Regions from separate parts of the Homo sapiens genome. Here region 2 is linked to region 1. A link is a contact called in ENCODE Hi-C or POLR2A ChIA-PET data. All regions are on one chromosome and are shown on one strand. The core of a region is the stretch at or near the end of the contact, and the rest is flanking DNA. Distances in the headings are between cores, read along the strand shown. Region 1 holds the start of MIR194-2HG (MIR194-2 host gene). Region 2 holds the start of GPHA2 (glycoprotein hormone subunit alpha 2).

Region 1 (2,700 bases), core at 17-2,516:
CCCAGGACGGAGGCTTTTGGACCCTCGGACCCCATCCCACTCAGCCAAGTGTCTTTCTGTGTCTGGGGGGAGGAGGGGATGATATCCGTGTGGTTCGATGTATTATTTTTAAGCTCCGTGAGTGCGTGGGTCAGTGTCTGCATGAAGTGGAATAAACTGCCCACCGCCAGCCCCCCTCTCAGATCCTCTGTCCCTGTGAACCCTGGCCTCAGCCTTGACCTTGGCCCCGCCCCAGATCCCACCTCTGCACCCAGCACCTCCCATGTCACCACCAGGGGTCGCCATGCCTCCTGGCCTTGCCCAGCAGATCAGGGCACAGGGGGACCCAGAGGCACCCAGCCCTGCACGCCTTCCCCTGGCTCTGGGCTCTGCCTTGCCCCTCCCAGGAGGCTGCCACTCCAGCCCCACTCCTGATGTGGCAGGAGCTACGTGGGGCTGCCAGGGGAGGGAGGGATGGTCCTTGGAGCCCAGCTGACCCTGCCTGGTTGTCACTTGAGGCCACTCGGGGAAGGCTGAGCCTGAGGCATTCTAGATGTTGCTCTCACCATCCCTAGTGGGGGCTTTTGGGGTGGCCCAGGCCTTGGCCCCTTGGTTTCCACTCTGATCTGGGGTCCCAGCTCCAGCACTTGGAGGGGGGAGGGGTGCTGGAGCAGCGCTGCAGCCGGAATCCCAACCCTCACTGCACAAAGCTTTACACAGGACCAGGGAGCGCCCATTGCCCCCCACACATCTTGTTTCTTGTGAGCTGCTCCCATCGCGCTCCTCCCTGCCCTGCTTCCCAGTGGCGCTGCACAGAGGTGGGTGGGTCCATGGGGAAACCAAGGCTCGGGTTGGGAATCAGGGAACCCTCACCTTGCTAGGTTCCGCAGGCCTCTGGGGTTAGCAAAGGTCCCCCAGCCCTGCTCTGTGGCCCCTTCTGAGTGGGGGAGATCTGGGTACTGGGAACAGAGCAGAAGCTTTGTCCCGAGGGACCCTGGGGTCCTGGCTGCCCACGGACAGCTGGGGCAGCAGGCTGGTAAGAGACCAGGAGGGCGAGGCCCTGGAGGAGACAGGGCTGTGGAGACTCGGTGCTGATGCCACCCGGAGAGGCAGATGGGGCCCAGCCTGATGCTTCCTGGACCCGCCCCACCCTGCCCGGGCACAGTCCAGGGCTTCCTGCCCTTCGAACCGCACTTGTGATCAGTATTGACGGTGGTGGGATAATCATTAACCACCACCAGGGGCTGGGTCAACGGCTCAAAAGGCCCTGGGCCCAGGGTGTCCCCACTTCCTCCTTGTGCCCCGAAGGCCAGCCCGGCACTCAGGTAAGAGGCTTCCTGAGTGGTAGGACCCCTGCCGCCCTCCCTGTCCTAGGAGGCTCCTGAACCCAGGCACCTCTCTGAAGGGTGGCCAATCCTGAGGAAGAAAGGGACCTGGACAGCCATGGGGTGGCCGGGACGAGCCCCTTCCTCTCTGTGCCTTGGTTTCCACTGTGGGATAAGGGGGCCTTAGCATCAGCGCTCAGAGCTGTGGAGCCAGGATTCCTGATCGGGCGCTGTCTCTGCCAGGCCAGGGCACTTGGACACCACGCTGCAGGAGGCTGGTCTCGCCCAGGCCTCTGTGGGAAGGGCCGCCAGGCTGAGTGGAGGGCCAGCCACCAGCTACGGTGTCTTCCTTCGCAGGTCTGTCCCCCCAGGCAGAAGGATTCCAGCCCAGGGATCCCCCATCCCACCCTGACTGCATCCTGAGAAGGGGGGACGCCACTTCGGGAAGGTTGTTGGGGCAGCACAGGCCCTGGGGCCCTGCTCTGTGACCTTGGGCGGCCCCCTCTGTCTCTCTAGGCCTGTATGCACCACTGGCAAAGGGGGCAGGGCCCAAGTCTACTCTAAAAGCTCCCCTTTCTCTCCAGAAGCTTTGGAGTCTCCCAAAATGCCTGCTGGGTCTCTGCAGGACTGGCACCTGTCACCGGAACCTGTCTGGGAGGGACGAGAACACGCTTTGCAAGAGGAAGCTCTGCCTCACAGAGCCCTGGGCTCACTCAGGGACCCTGGCCAGCAGCTGCTTCCTCTCCCCACAGCGGAGAGAGACCCAAGGGTCCCAGGGCGGATGCTTCCCACCAGGCCAGCCCAGCGTGCAGGGTGGCCTCGTAAGTCCTGATTGACATATGGACAGTGGTTCAGAGAGGTTACGCTACTTGCTCAAGGTCACCCAGCTCCCAGGCCCCTGCTGTCTTCCAGGCCACTGAGGTCCTAAGCGTCCTTCCAGGCGAGCCACTGCTCACAGCCTGTTCCTCATGTTCTGCGGCAGGTTTGTGTATCTACATCTTTTCCAGTTCCCTGTCGTCCCCCTTCCTACACCTCGTCATCCACTATCCCTGTTTGTTTTCTCTGTTCCTTTCTAGTTCTCTACCTGCTCCTCTTATTTTTATTTGAGACAGGGTCTTTCTTTGTCACTGAGGCTGGAGTGCAGTGGCACAATCCCAGCTCACTGGAGCCTCGACCTCCCAGGCTCAAGTGATCCCCCGCCTCAGCCTCTTGAGTAGCTGGGACCACAGGCATGCATCACCACACCAGGCTAATTTTTTATTTTTTGTAGAGATGGGGTCTCACTGTGTTGCCCAGGCTGGTCTTGCACTCCTGGGCTCAAGAGATCCTCCCACCTTGGTCTCCCAAAGTGCTGGGATGCCAGGTGTGCACCGCCATCCTCGGCCTTACTCTTCTC
Region 2 (2,700 bases), core at 52-2,551, 42 kb before region 1:
CTGGCCCTGCTCTTTCTGAGCAGATCAGTGAGGCAATGACCCCAAAGCGGGGCTGCCCAGAATCACCACAGGCTTCCTTTGGCTCTCCACCTTGCCCCAACCCCTCTGGCCACTGCTGCCTGGGGGTCTTTCTCCAGCTTGCCACATTCTTGCTCAAGTGTAGTTTAGCACCATGGATGGACAGCAGATTTGAATTTGAAATCAGCCCTAACATTAACTAGCTGGGTGACTTTTAGTAACTTTCTTTCTTTGAGCCTTAGTTGCCTCATCTATAAAACCAGAGTTGGACAAATAGATCAGCTTTGCTGGGGTTGATAACTTCAGGCCCTTTCAGGAGTCAGGTCCCTGTTATTCCAGGGCTAGGGGAGCACTCCAGCTCAGAACGTTACTCTGTAGCACAGGATGCGAATCATCCACTGATACCGTGGCCATGCAACTCTGAAACAGACAGCAACCCCCAAACCCCCGGCCCTGCCACCAAGCACATCTCAGGAGACCTCCACTGGTATAATTTCCCTTGTCCCTAAGAATCTCCTTCCCCAATCCCTTTCCTTTGCAGTTAGAAAAAGGCAAGCAGGACTGAGTTTAGTGGTTTTAAAATTAGGGGTGTGGCCAGGCACAGTGTCTCATGCCTGTAATTCTAGCACTTTGGGAGGCCTAAGCAGGCGGATCACTTGAGCTTAGCAGTTCAAGACCACCATGGGCAACATGGCAAAATCCTGTCTCTACAAAAAAATACAAAAGTTAGCTGGTCATAGTGGTGTGCCTGTGGTCCCAGCTACTCAGGAGGCTAAGGGGGAGGATGGCTTGAGTCTGGGAGGCTGGGAGGTGGAGGTTGCAGTGAGCCGAGATAACACCACCACACTCCAGCCTAGGTGACAGAGCCAGACCCTCTCAAAATAATAGTAATAAATAATAATAAAGTTAGGGGTGATCAGGCCCTGAACAGGGAAATGTTCTGTCCAAGGTCACAGAGCAAAGAGAACCCAGGTGTCCACAACTCAGCCAAGAGTCTTGACCCCTGTGTCGTCAGCTGCACACACGCTGCACACTCCACCAGCTCCTAGGCTTCTCTCCACATCTGACTTATCGAGGCCTGGGCTGTGGGTAGCTTTTTGGACAGAAAGAAGCAGAAAGCAGCAGGAGCTGCTCTCCGAGGACCGCACCTCAAAGAGCAAGATCCCCCAGGTGGGATCGCTCTGAGGCTTCAGGCAGGGGAGGCTGGTTTGAAAGCCGATCTCCAAGAGGGCGTGGCTCCAAAATGCTGGCAAATAAAAGCCTGGAGAGCCAGCACCAAGCTGGAGACCAGCAGGAGGCACAGGAAAACTGCAAGCCGCTCTGTTCCTGGGCCTCGGAAGTGGTGAGCTCGCTGAGGCAGGAGGAGCTCTGGGGAGGGTCTGGGAATGTGGACGAGGGCCCTGCAGGCCAAGATGGGGCAGATGGAGGGAGGAAGATGTTTGCGCTCCAGATGGCGAAGAAAATTCCAGGGAAGGGAGAATCACTGCACAGAGGGCTGACACACAGGTCCTTTCCAGAGACAGCTGCTCACACTCACACCCATACACACACACACACACACACAAAGGCAGATACAGGGAAAAGGCAGCACCATTCAGGCACACCTCACCTGTCAGACCAGCCAGCCCTGGCTCACTCACCTGGAATGCAGTATTTAAAGAACTCGCCATCCCACCTGCACACCCACGTAGAGACATCTCCCCACTGTGTTTCAGATGCCTATGGCGTCCCCTCAAACCCTGGTCCTCTATCTGCTGGTCCTGGCAGTCACTGAAGCCTGGGGCCAGGAGGCAGTCATCCCAGGCTGCCACTTGCACCGTGAGTACCTCTGGGACCGGAGGGCTAGGAGCAGTGGAGGTTCTGGGTGGGAGCAAAGAGCTGAGTGGACGGTGGGGCAGGCAGCACCCTAAAGGGCCCCACACTGAGGCACAGGCAACGGGAGCTGGGGCGAGGCAAACCTTGGCAGAGGCGCCGTCTACTGCTTGCCTATCTCCTTCTAGCCTTCAATGTGACAGTGCGAAGTGACCGCCAAGGCACCTGCCAGGGCTCCCACGTGGCACAGGCCTGTGTGGGCCACTGTGAGTCCAGCGCCTTCCCTTCTCGGTACTCTGTGCTGGTGGCCAGTGGTTACCGACACAACATCACCTCCGTCTCTCAGTGCTGCACCATCAGTGGCCTGAAGAAGGTGAGGAGGGCCCGGGCCCGGTGGATGGACGCTGGGGTCGCGGGAAGACCAGAGAGATGGAGATCCTAGACAGCCCTGAGAAAGGGGACTGCAGCACGGACTCCCCTCTCCCGCAGGTCAAAGTACAGCTGCAGTGTGTGGGGAGCCGGAGGGAGGAGCTCGAGATCTTCACGGCCAGGGCCTGCCAGTGTGACATGTGTCGCCTCTCTCGCTACTAGCCCATCCTCTCCCCTCCTTCCTCCCCTGGGTCACAGGGCTTGACGTTCTGGTGGGGGAAACCTGTGTTCAAGATTCAAAAACTGGAAGGAGCTCCAGCCCTGATGGTTACTTGCTATGGAATTTTTTTAAATAAGGGGAGGGTTGTTCCAGCTTTGATCCTTTGTAAGATTTTGTGACTGTCACCTGAGAAGAGGGGAGTTTCTGCTTCTTCCCTGCCTCTGCCTGGCCCTTCTAAACCAATCTTTCATCATTTTACTTCCCTCTTTGCCCTTACCCCT

The links. A loop is a pair of places that touch in the nucleus more often than their neighbours do. ChIA-PET counts read pairs that join two places held with the same protein, here RNA polymerase II (POLR2A). Pooled maps may share reads with other maps.
Region 2: a map of endothelial cell of hepatic sinusoid shows a loop between it and region 1 (14-fold over the local background). The contact joins the promoter of GPHA2 here to the promoter of MIR194-2HG in region 1. A Hi-C loop is called at or near these places in 4 of 168 maps with a recorded cell type or tissue (astrocyte of the cerebellum, endothelial cell of hepatic sinusoid, posterior vena cava and 1 more) and 8 of 50 pooled maps. POLR2A ChIA-PET finds 5 or more read pairs at or near these places in 8 of 52 experiments (CD4-positive, alpha-beta memory T cell, Caco-2, HepG2 and 5 more).

What each region holds. Positions count from the first base shown.
Region 1 is chr11:64,892,015-64,894,714 of GRCh38, reverse strand. MIR194-2HG (MIR194-2 host gene) reads left to right here and starts at 1,266. Exons shown (of 3, transcript NR_133640.1): 1 at 1,266-1,304; 2 at 1,889-2,125. It overlaps ATG2A (autophagy related 2A), which reads left to right. Exons shown (of 41, transcript NM_015104.3): 41 at 1-169.
Region 2 is chr11:64,934,494-64,937,193 of GRCh38, reverse strand. GPHA2 (glycoprotein hormone subunit alpha 2) reads left to right here and starts at 1,301. Exons shown (of 4, transcript NM_130769.4): 1 at 1,301-1,360; 2 at 1,734-1,836; 3 at 2,019-2,203; 4 at 2,320-2,700. The coding sequence starts at 1,734. The coding sequence ends at 2,421.